Regions from separate parts of the Homo sapiens genome. Here region 1 is linked to region 2. The links are chromatin loops, found by intact Hi-C in ENCODE. Cell type or tissue: PC-3. All regions are shown on one strand. Each heading gives the region's core, and the rest is flanking DNA. Links, peaks and the distances in the headings are about the cores only.

The links. A loop is a pair of places that touch in the nucleus more often than their neighbours do. Peaks named below come from ENCODE experiments on the same cell type or tissue, not always from the same donor. Only the 100,000 strongest peaks of a DNase experiment are listed, where the experiment ranks them.
Region 1: a loop joins it to region 2, with 12 times the contacts of the local background. A loop is called at or near these places in 2 of 110 quality-filtered maps.

Annotation. Positions count from the first base shown.
Region 1 is chr2:108,509,868-108,518,532 of GRCh38, reverse strand. It overlaps GCC2-AS1 (GCC2 antisense RNA 1), which reads left to right. Exons shown (of 3, transcript NR_135290.1): 2 at 6,521-6,603. Among named protein-coding and RNA genes, the nearest start is that of GCC2-AS1, 20 kb to the left of the region's middle. In PC-3, for the core only: no CTCF peak of the experiment used is centred there; no DNase peak of the experiment used is centred there; H3K27ac peaks cover 997 bases.
Region 2 is chr2:108,579,199-108,587,980 of GRCh38, reverse strand. All of the region lies in intron 1 of LIMS1 (LIM zinc finger domain containing 1), which reads right to left. Among named protein-coding and RNA genes, the nearest start is that of LIMS1, 49 kb to the right of the region's middle. In PC-3, for the core only: a CTCF peak has its summit at 3,857 (motif pointing right); a DNase peak (open chromatin) is centred at 3,860; H3K27ac peaks cover 2,028 bases.

The sequences.
Region 1 (8,665 bases), core at 666-8,665, 70 kb after region 2:
GATCTGTTCCTTTATGTCTACCTTAGTTCATTTGGGCTGCTGTGACAAAAATATCATAAACTGGAGAGTTTATAAACAACAGAAATTTATTTCTCACAGTTCTAGGGGCTGTGATGTCCAAGACCAAGGCACTTAGCCGTGTCTGGTGAGGCCCTGCTTCCTCATAGATGACACATTCTGGCTTTGTCCTCACATGGTGTCAGGGGCTAGCTAATTCCCTGGGGCTTCTTTCATAAGTGCATTAATCTCTGTCCTGAGGATAGAGCCCTCATAACCTGATTGACTCCCAAAAGCCCCACCTCAGTACTATCATATTGAGGATTAAGTTTCAATATAACTTTTGAGGAGACACAAACATTCAGACCATAGCGTTATCTATCATTAATTTGGGGAAATTTTCAGTCACTGTTGCTTCAGATGTTTCTTCTGTTTCTTTCTCTTTCTCTTTTTTTCTTTTTTTTTTTTTTTTTTTTTGAGACGGAGTCTTGCACTGTTGCCCAGGCTGGAGTGCAGTGGCATGATCTCAGCTCACTGCAAGCTCTGCCTCCCAGGTTCACACCATTCTTCTGCCTCAGTCTCCCAAGTAGCTGGGACTACAGGCACCTGCCACCATGCCCCGCTAATTTTTTGTATTTTTAGTAGAGACAGGGTTTCACCGTGTTAGCCAGGATGGTCTCAATCTCCTGACTTTGTGATCTGCCCGCCTCGGCCTCCCAAAGTGCTGGGATTATAGGCCTGAGCCACCATGCCCAGCTTTCTTTCTCTTTTTCTTCTCTTTCTGGTATTTCCAAAAAGTCTCCACGTTCCACCTTTTGTAATTGTCTCACAGTTCTTGACTCTTGTTCTGTTTTTTCTTTTTCATTCTTTTTTCTCATTGTGTGTCCGCTTTTGAAGTATCTATTGACATCTCTTCGAGCTCACTGATTCTTTCATTGGCCATATCCATTCTTTTGATGAACCCATCAAAGGCATTCTTCATTTCTGTTATGGTGTTTTTTATTTCTAGTATTTCATTTTTATTTCTTCTTAGTGTTTTTATCTCTTTGCTTACATTACCCATCTGTTCTTGCATGTTATGCCGTTTTTACATTAGAGCCCCTAGCATGTTAATCTTAGTTATTTTAAATTCCTGGTTGGATACTTCCAATATTTCTTTCATATCTGAGTCTGGTTCTGATGCTTCCTCTGTCTCTTCAAAGTGTGGGGTTTCTTGTCTTTTAGTATGCTTTGTAATTTTTTGTTTGAGGCTGTATATGATGTACTGGGTGAAAGGAACTGAGTTAAATAAGGCTTTAGTATGAGATTTTGTGTTTCTCTGGCTAGGAGTTAGGCTTTGTTTACTCTTTGCTATATAGTCATGGATGTCAGAGGCTAAAATTTCCTCTAGTGTCCCTGTGTTGTCTCCCCTGTCTTCTCTGGGGAGCTCCCTAGAGGCTTCTTTGTAAAGTAGCTCTGAGTCTTGCAGTGTCTATCCCTAATCATGGGAAAACATCAAACAAACCCATACAGCGGGACATCTGACAAAGTACCAAGTGTCAAGGATCATGGATTGAATCCTGAAACAGAGGAAGGACACTGAAGTAAAGACTGGGAAAACCTGACTGAGGTCTGGAGTTTAGTTAGTGATACTATACCAAGACTAATTTCTTAGTTTTGATAATTTGTTAACAGTTATGTTAACATTGGGGGTAGCTGTGCAAGGGGTGTGAGAAAGCTGTTATATCTTTAACCTTGGCCCATGGTTACGGTGTTTCCAGTGTAAGGTCACTGTTATTCCTTGTAGTTAACATATATTTGGCACCACAGGATTCATTCTGGAATTCTCCTTGGCTTATTTATAACTTTTTTTCTTTTTCTAGTAGTGAGAAACCTGGCTTTCATGCAGAGTTTACAAACGCCAATTTAAACTTTGTTTTGTCATATGCAATGATTTTATTACCTGTATTTATTTCAGAGCTTATGAATTTTTAATTATTCTAAGGGCTAACATAGAACTTTTTCATGTTTTCTACTCTTCAAGAGTAGGTAAGACTTTAGTTTGTAATACATTACAAAAGGAATCCTGTGGTTCTCTAAGAGCTAATTTGTCTTGGCAAAAGGCCTTAGCGAGCTGTGAGTGGTGGCTCATGCCTGTAATCCCAGCACTTTGATCTGAGACGGGTGGATCACCTGAGGCCAGAAGTTTGAGGCCAGTTTGGCCAACATGGCGAAACCCCATCTCTGCTAAAAATACAAAAAATTAGCCAGGCATAATGGCATGCACCTGTAGTCCCAGCCACTTGGGAGGCTGAGGCAGGAGAATTGCTTGAACCTCGGAAGTGGAGGTTGCAGTGAGCCGAGATCGTGCCACTGCACTCCAGCCTGGGAAACAGTGAGACTCTGTCTCAAAACAAACAAAAAAAACAAAAAAACCCAAAAAAATTAGACGGGCGTGGTGGCATGCAACTATAGTCCCAGCTACTCAGGAGGCCGAGGCAGGAGAATCGCTTGAACCCAGGAGTTGGAGGTTGCAGTGAGCAGAGATCATGCCACTGCACTCTAGCCTGGGTGACACAGTGAGTATCCATCTCAAAAACAACAACAACAACAACAAAAACAAATTAAAAAACCCAACAACAACAAAACCAGCAAACAAGAAAACTAAACAGGCTTTAGGGAAAGAGCAATCTAATTATCTGATTATATGACTGGCACTAAGATGGGAGTGACTCTGGCCTAATTTCTTCAATTTACATTTTAAAATAGGAGCTTAGTTAGCCCCCAAATAATATGTAATTGATGTATTAGGATTGGGGAGTGAATATTTTTCAAATCAGAAGATATTTCTCAATTCTTGCTTAGTTTTAGAGGTTGAAGTTCAAGGAAGCCCCTGCCTTGGCACTGTATTCCAGGGAGGTATTTGGAGTTAATTTCAGGGCTTAGCAGTGACTCTTTAGAAAAGCAGTATACGATTGAAATGTAATGTGGTACAAATGAGATCACTACAAGTAATTTAAAAATGTGCTAGTAGTGTTTTTTTTTTTCTGAGACGGAGTCTCGCTCTGAAGCCCAGGCTGGAGTGCAGTGGCACGATCTCGGCTCACTGCAAGCTCCGCCTCCCGGGTTCGCGCCATTCTCCTGCCTCAGCCTCCCTAGTAGCTGGGACTACAGGCGCCTGCCAACACGCCTGGCTAATTTTTTGTGTTTTTAGTAGAGACGGGGTTTCACCGTGTTAGCCAGGATGGTCTCGGTCTCCTGACCTCGTGATCCTCCCACCTCAGCCTCCCAAAGTGCTGGGATTACAGAAGTGAGCCAACACACCCAGCCTCTAGTAGTACTTTTATCAAAAGTAAATAGAAACATGAAATTAATTTTCACAATATATTTTATTTAAACTAATATGTTCACAATGTTAAAATTTCAACATGTAATCACTATAAAAACTACTAGTGAGATATTTCACATTACTTTTTTCATGTAAGCCTTTGAAATCTGGTGTGTATTTTATATTTACTGTACATCCTGATTTGGAATAACCACATTTCAATCTTTCAATAGCCACATGTGGCTAGTGGCTACTGTGTTAGAGCAGTTCTAGAACAAAGGAGTCCCTTTCAAACTATTTTGAAGTCATTGTCTATAAGGCAATATGAAAGCTGATCTGAATGATTTCTCCTTTTCCAGGAAAGGAAACAAAAATGAAATCATGTTAGGGCTGCATATTTTATGGGTCCCAGGACAAATAGACATAGTCTGAAAGAATGATCTCAGTCAGAAACTCAGAATGAATCATATGAATTAAACATTGGACAATGTCCAATGCTCAGCATGTGTTTTTGGTTTACACTAAGAGCATATTATGCCACCAAATACAGATATTTACTATTATACTTAGTGTAGGAGGTATATTGAGACGTTGTTCTAGACTACCACAGTTCCATATTTTGTGAAAAGTTGTATTGCACTTTTTTTTTTTTTTTCAGAGTGCGCCCAGGCTGGAGTGCAATGGCATGATCTCAGCTCACTCCAGCCTCTGCCCCACCCAGGTTCAAGTGATTCTCCTGCCTCAGCCTCCCTAGTAGCTGGGATTACAGGTGCACACCACCACGTCTGGCTAATTGTTGTATTTTTAGTAGAGACGGGGTTTCGTCATGTTGGCCAGGCTGGTCTTGAACTCCTGACCTCAGGTGATCCACCCGCCTCAGCCTCCCAAAGTGTTAGGATTACAGGCGTGATCACCACGCCCAGCCTTATATTTCACTCTTTGGGAATTGCATCTTACTGTAATCTTAAACAACACTAAAATAAATAATGTAAACCTTTTGTCAAATTGCTCAGAGTAGGTTTCTACTTTGGTTATAAGGAATAAAATTCATGCTTTTGTGTACACACTAGACATCTAAAGCAATCAACTATAGTTAACAAGCAGTGCTCTTACCAAAAGGTAACTCTTACTAGAATCCGGCACACCATTTAATATCAGTATGAGCATATGGTGGGTTTAATAATTGTTTTCCATGTTTATAAGTTTTCTTTAGTTTTATAAGCAGTTAAAAAGAATCCCTTTCACTGAAATACAATCTGTGGTGGGACTTCTAGCTTTTCTCAATCTTACGCTGCTAGATTTATGTCACTGCCAAAGCTATGCAATGGGTGATATTTACACTGTGCTCAAACAAAGCAACCAGAAAAACACATATCACTGAATAATACAGATATTCTGAAGTCAAGCAAGCCAACTTTCATTAACAGATCAATTTCCTTAGAAAAGTTGATGAAACCAAAGACTGAAGTTCAAACAAAAAGCGCTCTCAAGGGCGTATGAATTTCTGGTAACTTATGGGGTAAGAAAAAGAGCAAGAAACTTGGAAGTAGGGAAGAGAAAAAAGAAAAGGAGCAAGAGGGGATAGCCAGCTCTCAAAAGTCTCCAATAGGAAAGCAAAATCTGTATCTAGCCAGTACCAACATGTGAAGAAAGAGTGAGCATAGCAAAATTTAGAAAGGTTGCTTGAAAACCAAACAAAAAACCAAACACCTGTAATCCTAGCACTTTGGGAGGGTGAGGTGGGCGGATTGCCTGCACTCAGGAGTTCAAGAACAGCCTGGGCAACATGGTGAAACCTTGTCTCTACTAAAATCCAAAAAAAAAAAAAAATTAGCTGCGCATGGGCTGGGCGCGATGGCTCACGCCTGTAATCCCAGCACTTTGGGAGGCCAAGGTGGGCAGAACACGAGGTCAGGAGATCAAGACCATCCTGGCTAACACAGTGAAATTCCATCTCTACTAAAAATACAAAAAATTAGCCGGGCGTGGTGGCCCGTGCCTGTAGTCCCAGCTACTCCGGAGGCTGAGGCAGGAGAATCACTTGAACCCAGGAGGTGGAGGTTGCAGTGAGCTGAGACCATGCCACTGTACTCCAGCCTGGCGACAGAGCGACACTCGTCTCAAAAAAAAAAAAAAAAAAAAGTCTCTTTTGGCCAGGTGTGGTGGCTCACACCTGAAATCTCAGCACTTTGGGAGGCCGAGGTGGGTGGATCACTTGAGTCCAGGAGTTCAAGATCAGCCTAGGTAACATGGCAAAACCTCGTCTCTACCAAAAACAAACAAACAAAAATTAGCTGGATGTGGTGGTGCACACCTGTAGTCCCAGCTACTTGGGAGGCTGAGGCAGGAGAATCACCTGAGACCGGGAGGCAGAGATTGCAGAGAACTGACACTATGCCAAGGCACTCCAGCCTGGGTTGACAGAGCAAGACTCTCTCTCTCTCAAAAAAGAAAAAACAAAAAGCCTCCTTTAAAAAATGCAGTTTGATGCTATAAATTTATCAGTTAATAGTTTTTGGGGAAAAAAATGTTTTCTGACATTTCAATAAGAGCTATAGACGAAGTCCAGCATTAGTCATCATTCTGGACTAAGTCGGGAAATCTGGAATCTCTTCCCAGCTCTGGGAGGTACAAAGTTTTAAAAAATAAGTTAAGGTCAAAATGTTAGAAAACATTCAATTTATTTCCTTATTAACTCAATTGTTCACTCATAAACGACAGTAACACTTGGTGCTATGGGTCATGCACTGAGGTCAGAACAAGGAACAGAAGAAAATGAGGTAAATTGATAAATCTTTTTGCAGGCTGAGAAGGGAGAGAATGCTGGCATGCCTACTCTGTGCTGGCTTTTTTTTGTTTGTTTGTTTTTGAGATGGCGTCTTATTCTGTTGCCCAGGCTGGAGTGCAGTGGTGCAATCTTGGCTCACTGCAAGCTCTGCCTTCTGGGTTCACGCCATTCTCCTGCCTCAGCCTCCCAAGTAGCTGAGACTACAGGCACCCGCCACTACACCTGGCTGATTTTTTGTATTTTTAGTAGAGACAGGGTTTCACCATGTTAGCCAGGATGGTCCCGATCTCGTGACCTCGTGATACGCCCACCGTGGCCTCCCAAAGTGCTGGGATTACAGGCGTGAGCCACCGCGTCCAGCCCTCTGTGCTGGGTTTTATGATGTCATCCAATAACTCACAGCTATGTAATTTATTTCCTTTTTACAGATAAAGAAATGGGGGCTCCGAGCAGTCAAGAAGAACATGCCCCAAGTTATTCGTCAGTGAGGCGGAAATTGTGGTGTACTTGTGTAAGTTCACATTTTATACTTTACCATTATACTGTGCTCCAAATTATCTGATATTTACTTTCAAAGCATGTGTAGAAAGTTTACTATGATGATGCAGAGACATTGTACAGAATCCAGTCCCTTGACTCTCAGGTCCCCAGAACACTCACTTCACGATTTTGTTGACCTCTTCTGTCAACTTAAACCTGGCACTCTCTTGGCTGGCTTTCTCTGCTCTTTCTGGGCACTCCAAAGCTTCTGTACTTACATGCTACAATTCCAGTCACAGGAAGATGCTGAGTTCTTTAGTCCCAGATCCATATTCCTGAGAAAACCTAATTGCCTAGGCTCAGGTCATAACTCTGTATCTGTTTCAGTTGATTATGGCTGGGCCTACTGCCCCTCTGTATGGTGGTGGGGCAGAAGTTCCCAGAGAGAGGCAGGGGTGACAGGGACTGTTGTCTCAAATGCTAGGCAGACATCTGGAGTGGTAACCACTACATCTGTTCACAGTGAGCACATCCTTGCAGGGAAACTGGGTTAATCATCTCTATTATTGAAACTCAGAGGTATAGTGTTTCTTCATAGGAATTTTCTTTCCTTATTTGAGATGGGGGTCTCACTTTGTTGCCCAGGCTGGAGTGCAGTGGTGTGTGATCTTGGCTCACTGCAGCCTCCCCTCCCGAGTTCAAGTGATTCTCCTACCTCAGCCTGCTGAGTAGCTGGGACTACAGGCATGGGCCAACATGCCTGGCTAATTTTTGTATTTTTCGTAGAGACAAGTTTTCACCATATTGGCCAGGCTGGTCTTGGACTCCTGACCTCAGGTGATCTGCCCACCCTGGCCTCCCTAAGTGCCGGGATGACAGGTGTGAGCCATCGCGCCCGGCCTATTTATAGGAATTTTCTGTAGGTATATAAGTAATAATTTGAAGGTCCCAACTAGATGCCTTTTCGTGTAACCGTATCTTGAATGGAACATTTTCTTTCTACGTAATTATACATAAATAACCCAATGCTTTTTAATACCCACGAAAAACCATTAGCTCAAAGACACTTGCAAACTTGTATCAGGTTGTTCTCCTTGGTGTGTATTAAGTTTGAAGCAAAGGGGATTTTCAGATACCAAGACGAAGCAGAAGTCTTCCACCAAGTTGAAATCATCACGTTGCAATTTAATCATATGATACAACCAATTTTTTGATGTGTTATGCCATTCGCCAAATACCAAAAATTTTTTAGGGGAAACTTTACATCCTCAATACTATACACTTCCAGCTACACCACCACCTAACAGGGACTTTAAAAAGAATACAAAGTATGGTATGCCTTCTCAGTGCCTTGTTAGTAATTCAGTTACAGTTCTGCCGAACTTTCTTTAAAGGAATACAATTCTCAATCTTACACCGTTCAGAGCACAAGCATAGCTTATTGTATACAAGAGATGTGCATCAGTTCCCACTCCTCAGGGACTGTATGAATTTGGCTTTTTTTTGACGGAGTCTCACTCTGTCACCGGGCTGGAGTGCAGTAGTGTGATCTTGGCTCACTGGACTCTGCCTCCCGGGTTCAAGTGATTCTCCTGCCTCAGCCTCCCAAGTAGCTGGGACTACAGGTGCACACCACTATGCCCAGCTGATTTTTTGTGTGTTTTTAGTAGAGATGGGGTTTCACCATGTTGGCCAGGATGGTCTTGATCTCTTGACCTCATGATCTACCCGCTTTGGCCTCCCAAGGTGCTGGGATTACAGGCATGAGGCACTGTGCTGGGCCAAATTTGGTTCTTAGAAACCAAGGAGTGATGTGTGCACCAGGCCCAGGGCTGAAGAGCTGCTTCTCACTAGATGCCTCTCTTGGTCTGGCTGCTGTGTCCAGTCCTATGCAGGGTTAGCTCTGTTCCTCCTTCTTGTGGCATCTGTGTTTCTCTTTCTGCTCTGTCTCTCCCCATATCCTAGTCCAAACATCCAAAGAAATTAATTACCTCCAGGAGATCGAGACCATCCTGGCTAACACGGTGAAACCCCGTCTCTACTAAAAATACAAAAAATTAGCCGGGCATGGTGGCGGGCGCCTGTAGTCCCAG
Region 2 (8,782 bases), core at 415-8,414:
TCTTTATGTGCCCTCTGAATGCTACTCTGGGGTCAAGCAGCTACTCTACACTACATCTTCCGGTGGCAAGGTGCAGGCCAGCTTAGGGACGGGCACGCCAGGCTCTGGCTGCCCCAGCAGCGGAAATTATTCTTTCTGTCCCAGATATCCCTGACAGACACAGTGCAGAAGCAGCAAGGCCAGTGGTGCTAAGGCCTCACATATCCGACTGAGTCACCTCCTGGGACTCCTCAGTGCCAAGTTTCCACTGGAGAATAAAGGGATCTAATTTAGTTGAAGGTAAGAAAGAACTTGAGAGCAATTAATTCAGCCTTCCCCTTCCATGAATGAGGGTGTCCTTGCCTGAATTCACTGAAAATACAGCAAGAAAGCTCCTTTACCCAATTCCTTTATTATAGAGGAATCATTTTTAGGATAACTGCATTTCTAGGATGGTAACATAACTAGGGCCTGAGGTTAATCTTTAAAAACAAGAAAACGGCCAGGTGCAGTGGCTTACACTTGCCTGTAATCTCAGTGCTCTGGGAGGCCGACATAGGAGATCACTTGAGCCCAGGAGTTCAGGCCCAGACTAGGCAACATAGGGAGACCATGTCTCTGAAAAAACAAAAACAAAAACATACCACCACAACAAACCAAACACACACACACACACACACACACACACACACACACACACACACACACACAAACCCCAAGAAAACAACTCATCACTTTTGCTTGTTATCCAACACTGAGACTGGGTACTAGCCACTCTTAGAGCTGGTGACAAGCTATAACCTGAGGGCACCCTGGCAGGTGACTATTTACAGGGAAGGGTTTAGTGCTTGAAAGAGTGGAAAAGCACATCCAAGACAAGCTAAAGGCAGAGGGAGTTCTAAAACTCAGGGTTCTGCCCAGCACTCCTGGGGGAACCTCACAGGCTTCACCTTCACGTACTCTGAAATCCAACGGTCCCAGCTAGTTTGGGAGCTCTCACACAATACTGAATGTAATAAAATTCCAGCCAGAATGTTTTTCTGGCTTTGATTTATTTACTTTATTTTGGGAGGTGGGAGTGGAAGGCAGATGGAAGCTGGAAGTGAAAAGGCTGCTTTCGAGTGGGAAGCAGTTCCCTCCCCCATTCCCAGCAGGGACAGTCCTATGTCATGGACATAAACCCCGGGAAGCAGCTGCGATCTCTCTTGGGAGAGGGAAAAGAGAATGGAAGTCTTCTGAGCTACAGCCCCAAAATACAAAATTCCCTCTAGGAAGGCAGCTCGTGATGCTGCAGTTAAAATCTAAAGGAAGGAAACTGGATGTTTTTCTGAGTCCCAGCAGAACATCCTGGGCAGACTGGCATTGTTGTTAACTTCTCTACTCATGGATGGGTCCCATCAACCCTCCTCTTGAAGCCATGCGCCACTCGCATAAGGACGTACCATGCTTGAAGGTCTTCTCGTAATCGACCTCATCCCTTTCTTCTCTCAGCAGATATTACTTTATTACTTATTCATGAAGAAAACAGTTTATCTGGAAAGTTCTCTTTCAACTACCTCCCACCTATATGCTTACTCTTCAGGCCTTCAGTCCCAACAAGGTCTGTTTGATGTCAGTCCATAAACTCACATCCAGACAGCCACTTTCCTTCTTTTTGGGCTCTTTCCCCCGAAGAGTTTGTAAATAGGCTCCAGTTTCTGCTACGTTAAAATGAGTCTATCTTGAGTCACTCTCCAGCTACCATCACAGCTCTCTCTTTTCAGACACCATTTTCTTTTTTTGTTTGTTTTTTTGTTTTTTTTTGTGTTTTGAGACGGAGTCTCGCTCTGTCGTCCAGGCTGGAGTGCAGTGGCGCAATCTCAGCTCACTGCAAGCTCCGCCTCCTGGGTTCACGCCATTCTCCTGCCTCAGCCCCCGGAGTAGCTGGGACTACAGGCACCCTCCACAACACCCGGCTAATTTTTTGTATTTTTAGTAAGATGGGGTTTCACCGTGTTAGCCAGGATGGTCTCGATCTCCTGACCTCATGATTCGCCTGCCTCGGCCTCCCAAAGTGCTGGGATTACAGGCATGAGCCACCACGCCCGGCCTCAGACACCATTTTCTAAAAGTTATCTCAACTCCTATTTACTCATCAACCTACTGCAATCTGGAAACACCTCTTACAGTCACAGCTCTTAAAAGCCAAATCCAGAAGGCATTTTTCAGTCCTTATCTTACATTTGACATTTTTAAATGATGCTTTCCTGGGAATTTTCTATTCCCTTGGCTTCCAGACCACCGTACTTTTATCCCTCTTGTCATCCCATCACCATCTCTTTTGCAAGAGCCTCTGCCTGGCTGTAGGTATGGCTACTCCCCAGCCTGACCTTGGCTTTCTGCTCCTCTCATTGCGCACATTCTCCCTGATGACTTCAACAAATCTCATGGCTCAACTACTTCCTCCCTGTTAGTGGCACTGGCTGGACCTTCTTAAACTTCGCAATCATACATCAAATTGTCTGCTGATGTCTCCATACAGATATCGTCACAGGCAACTCAAACTCATGATGCCTAAAATAAACTCCCCTCCCCACCATGCCTAAATCCAATTCTTCATCTTAATGTGCCCTCTCTCAGGCATGGCGACGTTATCCAAGCAGGCATGCCGCAGCCTCCTAGATGGAGTCCCTGTCTCCAGCCTGGTCCCCTTCAATCAAATCCAACAGACACAGCCAGCAAGCGGTCTAAGGAACCTGCTATCACTACCCTGCTTAAATTCTCTACTGCACTGAGGACAGTCAGCATCCCTTAAGGTAACACACAAAACCCTATATCGCCTGGCCCCGCCTTTTTTTTTTTTTTTTTTTTTGAGACGGAGTCATGCTCTGTTGCCCAGGCTGGTGGGCAATGGAGTGATCTCAGCTCGTTGCAGCCTCCACTTCCTACGTTCAAGTCATTTTCCTGCCTCAGCCTCCCAAGTAGCTGGGTCAACAGGCACGTGCCACCACGCTCGGCTAATTTTTGTATTTTTGGTAGAGACAGGGTTTCACCATGTTGCCAGGCTGGTGTCGAACTCCTGACCTCAAATGATCTGCCCATCTTGGCCTCCCGAAGTGCTGGGATTACAAGCGTGAGCTACTGCTCCAGGCCCTACCTGGCTCCATCTATGTCCCCAAACCCTCATCCCTGGACACTTCCTGCCGCTCACTTTACACAGCCTAAGAGGGACATACACATACCACACAGGCCCTCATCTCCATGCTGCTGCTCACGCTGACCTCGGCTGGGAAGGGCTTCCCTTCGCTAATGCTCACATCCTCAAACAACTCAGAAAACCTGTCCATACCTTCCTAGTCGACTCTCCTGCCTGGATCCCGCACTCCTCCTCAGGGATCCCGTTATACATTCTCATTTACTCCGCGAGGATCATTTTATGAGCTCCTGTTTCTAACCTTGTGGAGGGCAGGGACTAGATTCCTACTCATCTTTATGCTCCTTGGGCCTCTGCCTAGCAGACACACTAGATACTTAATAAAGTTTAGCTAAACTGAGGCCTATAGGAGGGGCACTGTTATTCCTTACCTCTAATAAGGAACAGGAAGCTCAGAATGAGGTTACGTGGCTTTAAAAGTCACCCAAGGAAAAGTCTAGGGGGAAACCTAGAATGCAAAAGCACACCAGCTAAAATAAGTCTTCTTGACAGCAGAAGGCCTCTCAGAGCTAAGCATGGTGGGAACAGGGAACATGTCTATGTTTTTCCTCTGTTACCCTAAGCCTGACAAAGTGTTACACAGTGCACAGCAAGTGCTTAGCAAACACAGGCTGGCTCACTGTGATTGTGGAGAGATCACTTTCATTTATAGACTATGTAAGAGTGGGTTTGCTTCTCTCCAGCAGATGGAGCTACAACCCTGGGTTATCTCCAGCTATGGTCTGGGAACCCTGAGAGAAGAACCAGCCTTTTCCATCCATCCCTTGCCATCTTCTTTTTGTCCTTTATCAGTCTCACATAGAAACAGCAACAACAGCCAGGTGCAGTGGTTCACGCCTGTAATCTCAGCACTTTGGGAGGCCGAGGCGGTCAGATCACTTGAGGTCAGGAGTTCAAAATCAGCCTGGCCAACATGGTGAAACCTCATCTCTACTAAAAAATACAAGTTAGCCAGGCGTGGTGGTGGGCGCCTGTGGTCCCAGTTACCCGGGAGGCTGAGGCAGGACAATCGCTTGAACCCAGGAGGCAGAGGTTGCAGTAAGCTGAGATCACACCACTGCACTCCAGCCTGAGCGAGAGTAAGACTCCATCTCAAAAAAAAAAAAAAGAAACAGCAACAACAAAATAACAGGATAAATGCTTTCCACAGACTATTCTGAATGGACATAGATCTTTATTTAAAAAATTTGTTCAATGCCCAATACACTTGCGTATCTTTTCCTCCCGGGACTTTAAAAAAATCTGGGATAATTTCACCTAACTTGATTTACCCAATCTATCAAGTGCTAATCAGTGTCTCCACCTTTATATACTCTTCATAGGTCCTTGTTATGAAAGTCATTTATAACCCCAAATGTTCATCATACTCATCTCTATGTATATGCTCATCTCTATGTATATGCCCTATGTCACTCAGGAAAACATTAGTTTACTAACCATCTCTCATTTAAAAACAAAACCCTTTGGGCCAGGCGTGGTGATTTACGCCTGTGGTCCCAGCACTTTGGGAGGCCTAGGCGGGCAGATCATCTGAGGTCAGGAGTTCGAGACCAGCCTGCCTAACATGGTGAGACCCCTCTCTACTAAAAAAAAAAAAAAAATACAAACATTAGCCAGGCGTGGTGGTGCGCGCCTGTAATCCCAGCTACTCATGAGGCTGAGGCATTGCTTGAACTCGGGAGGCAGAGGTTGGAGTGAGCTGAGATCACGCCACTGCACTCCAGCCTGGGCAATAAGAATGAAACTCCATCTAAAAAACAAAACAAAACAAAAAAACAACAAAAAACACCCCTTTTTAATATATTCTAACCATTGTCTTAAAGGATTTGAGTTTCTAAATAGAATATAAAGGAACAATTAAGGGCAAAATGTTCATAGGTGGTAATGTTAGTACCACCTATGAAAATAAAGCATAAAGTCCAAGCAAATTTCATCCTTCACTCAATTTATAATTTCATGGCATTCCCAGAAAACTTAGTGCTTATTGAAACTGTTGAAAAGTACTTCATGATGGTATCTTTTTTATTTTTATTTTGAGACAACATCTTGTTCTGTTGCCCAGGCTTGAGTGCCCAGGCAGTGGTATGATCTTGGCTCACTGCAACCTCTGCCTCCTGGATTCAAACAATCCTTCCACCTTAGCCTCCCAAGTAGCTGGGACTGCAGGCACATGCCACCACACCTAGCAAATTTTCATATTTTTAGTAGAAATGGGGTTTCAACATGTGGCCAGGCTGGTCTCGAACTCCTGGACTCAAGTGATCCACCGACCTTGGCCTCCCAAAGTGCTGGGATTACATGTGTGAGCCACTGCGCCCAGCCGATGATATCTGAAACAGATATCAACCTAAACCTGATGATGTCAACCTAAACACAGTTAGGTTCTATGTTCATCATTATACAAAGGTGTTTTTCTTTCTTACGTTTTTAACCAGCATCAAAGTCCTGTGGATGCATACTTCATGACATTCAGCATCTCTGGCCTCAGGCCATTTAGTGCCTATGGTACCCCTTTCCTGAAACCATCGAGATAAACTAAAAATGCTCCACAAGTTCCCACTTGCTCCTTAGGGAACAGTTTCAGATCTGCTGAGGACGACAGACCCAGAGGATTTCTGAGGCCATTAAGCATTAATGCTAGAAGTACTCACTGAAGTACCTAAGGGAACCGCTTGTCAGGGTTTGACTTAACTCATCAATATCACACAACATTGAATACTAGTAAAACTAAAGCACTGTAACTAAATTCATTTATCAACTTTACATTTTAATCAAAGAAGTCCCCAACTTGAAATATTTTCAAACTCTGACTATATCAAGAAAACAGTGTCATCATATAGCAAGTATTTTTTGTTTGTTTTTTTTTTTTTTGAGATGGAGTTTCACTCTTGTTGCCCAGGCTGGAGTCCAATGGCACAATCTTGGCTCACTGCAACCTCTGCCTCCTGGGTTCAAGCAATTCTCTTGCCTCAGCCTCCCTAGTAGCTGGGATTACAGGCATGCGCCACCACTCCCGAGTAATTTTGTATTTTTAGTAGCGATGGGGTTTCACCACGTTGGTCAGGCTGGTCTTGAACTCCTGACCTCAGGTGATCTGCCTGCCTCGGCCTCCCAAAGTGCTAGGATTACAGGCATGAGCCACCGTGCCCAGCCTATAGCAAGCCTCTTCTAAACATAATAACATCTAAGAAAGAGCCCTAAATAGCAGCACTTAGTCCTAAAAGCCCCTAAGCTCTGGGGGCCTTTCTGAGTTTGGGAAAGTTACTATAAAAGAAAAATCTGAGGAACAATACAATTTTAAAGAGTTTATTTGAGTAAGAAGCAATTCATGAATTGGGGAACACCAGACGAAAAAAGTTTTAGTGTCCCAATGACAAAAAGTCAGAGACAAGTATTTACTGGGAAACGTAGAAGCAAAATAAAGAAATTATTTGATTGATTTGAAATTACAGAATTGCCTTTTTTTAGGTACCTTGTTGGAAAGCCCCTAGTCACTTAGTCATATGTTAGTTGGCAGCTTACGACTGGCGGGGGTTAAGTTTTACTTCTAACATAAACATTTATCAAAATGACTCTACTTGTTCTGCTTATGTCTGCAATTTAAGCAAGGCTGAGGTAACATATAAGGCCTAACTGGTTTTGTGCGCTCAGAGATTTCACAGGCCTGGTCTTCATTTTAACTTCCTTTAACAATACTCATTCCAAAACCCACTCAGACCCAAACCTGCCTAAGGTAGGGAAGCAGAAGGAAGCACGTTACAAATTCCATGGCAATACGGTGAGAAGATTTCAGCAGCCCAGGGACACAAAAAGAGAGTAACAACCTTGGCAGAGGCCACGATGCTGGAGTGAGAGGGCCCTGATGGCAGAGCTGGAACCCCACAAGTAATTTAATGGGGAAGTGTTGTTCATACCCAAGTGTTCTTAAATTAAATGTGGTCTGCTTAGATACTCCAACTTATTACTTCATAACTGAATGAAAGCCCCATCCCCCTCCTGAAACTCTCTCTCCTCCATGCAAGGGACCACTATGAACACAATGGTTCTAGTCCAAGCGAGAAACCTGAGAGTCATCTTCAACAACTTAATCATCCTCACACACCTCCCAATGTCCAGCTGCAAAGTCCTTTCTTCTCTGCCTCTTAACTGTTTCTGAATCGATTTACTACTTTATATCTGTACAGGCTGCATCTACTTCTGGCACCATCACCTCCTATGTGGATTAATGCAACAGCCTTGTAACTGGCCTCTGAACATCCCTCTTTCCTAATCACTGTTCCCAAACCACCTCTTCTCTGAGCTACCGTAACACTGCCTTCTGGGTGGTCATGTCATCCACATGGGTACCCATGTCGTCCACTCTCTGTTTCAGGTAACAGATCTAGTTGTCCTGACCACCTAACAGTCACCTACCTTGATTGACTAGGCATGGTGCTTCTTCCTATCCTCTGGCCACAATGACTGGTCCTGGTCCATTTGGACTATGGACTTGAACTAAGTTAATCAGATACTATTTCTCAAAGACTAGAAATCTGAGTAGAGACTAACACCCTGCAGTTAGAGGAAGTCAACTCAGAGCACTGCTCTATAGAGACATCCCACAAGTTCTGCAGAGACACCGGGAAAGCCCTAGTTGTTTGCCCTTCTCAGAGACCTGTAAGTTCAGCCCATTCTTCAATTCTGGGAGCAACCCCAGTATTTTTCCAGTAAATTTCTTTGAAGCTTCTGTTTGCCTGAGTCTATTCCTGTTGTTGATAATCAAGGAAACTACAGTGCCAGTAAAAACGGACCTGGCTGTCCTTGCTCCCACCCGGCATCCCCCAGCTCCAGCCCTCACTGCACAGGCTGCAGCCCTGCGGATCTGCCTGTCACATCTCAACAGCCCTCCTGGCCTGGTGCCTCTTGCCTTCCTCCCTAAACTCTTCTTGGGATGATTCCCATTCACACTCGGACTCAGTCAAGAGGTCGCTTCCTCTGGGAAGTTCTCCGGAAGGCCCTCTTGCTCCACAGGAATTTGCCTGTGTCCTTTAGTCTGACCTCAAGTTACAAGTGATGATTCCTGTTCACAGCTGTGCCCCATGCCAGTCATGCCTGGCAGAGGGCAGGCTCGCTGTGAATACTGTCAAACAAATGAGCAAATGAGGAAATCAGAAACACTTCAAATGAGTATTCAGGGAAGTGTAACACAAGTTTAAAAATAAATGTATTTCTCTGGAATCAAGAGACTCTAGGCATCCAATATTAAATTCATTGTATTTTAATATTAATTCATAGTCCAAATCATTTGACCATGCTTTTGCTTTGTGAAAATTCCTAAGTTGTGCACTTAAGATTTTTGCACTCTTGTGTATTACATATTAATAAAATTTTTAAAAACACATTTAACATCACTGAAAACCATAGATACAGACTAGTAATAAGTTCATATGCTTGGAAACATTATATAGTGGTAGAAGGTACACTGAGTACAAGTAAAATTATAGTCTTAATCATGCCACTTACTATAAGAGCTGTGACATCTTGGTTCGATAAAAATTCTTTATATTCAGCTTTAATATCCATAAAATAACATAATTACCATTTTGTCCAAATCTCAGGGCTACAGAATAG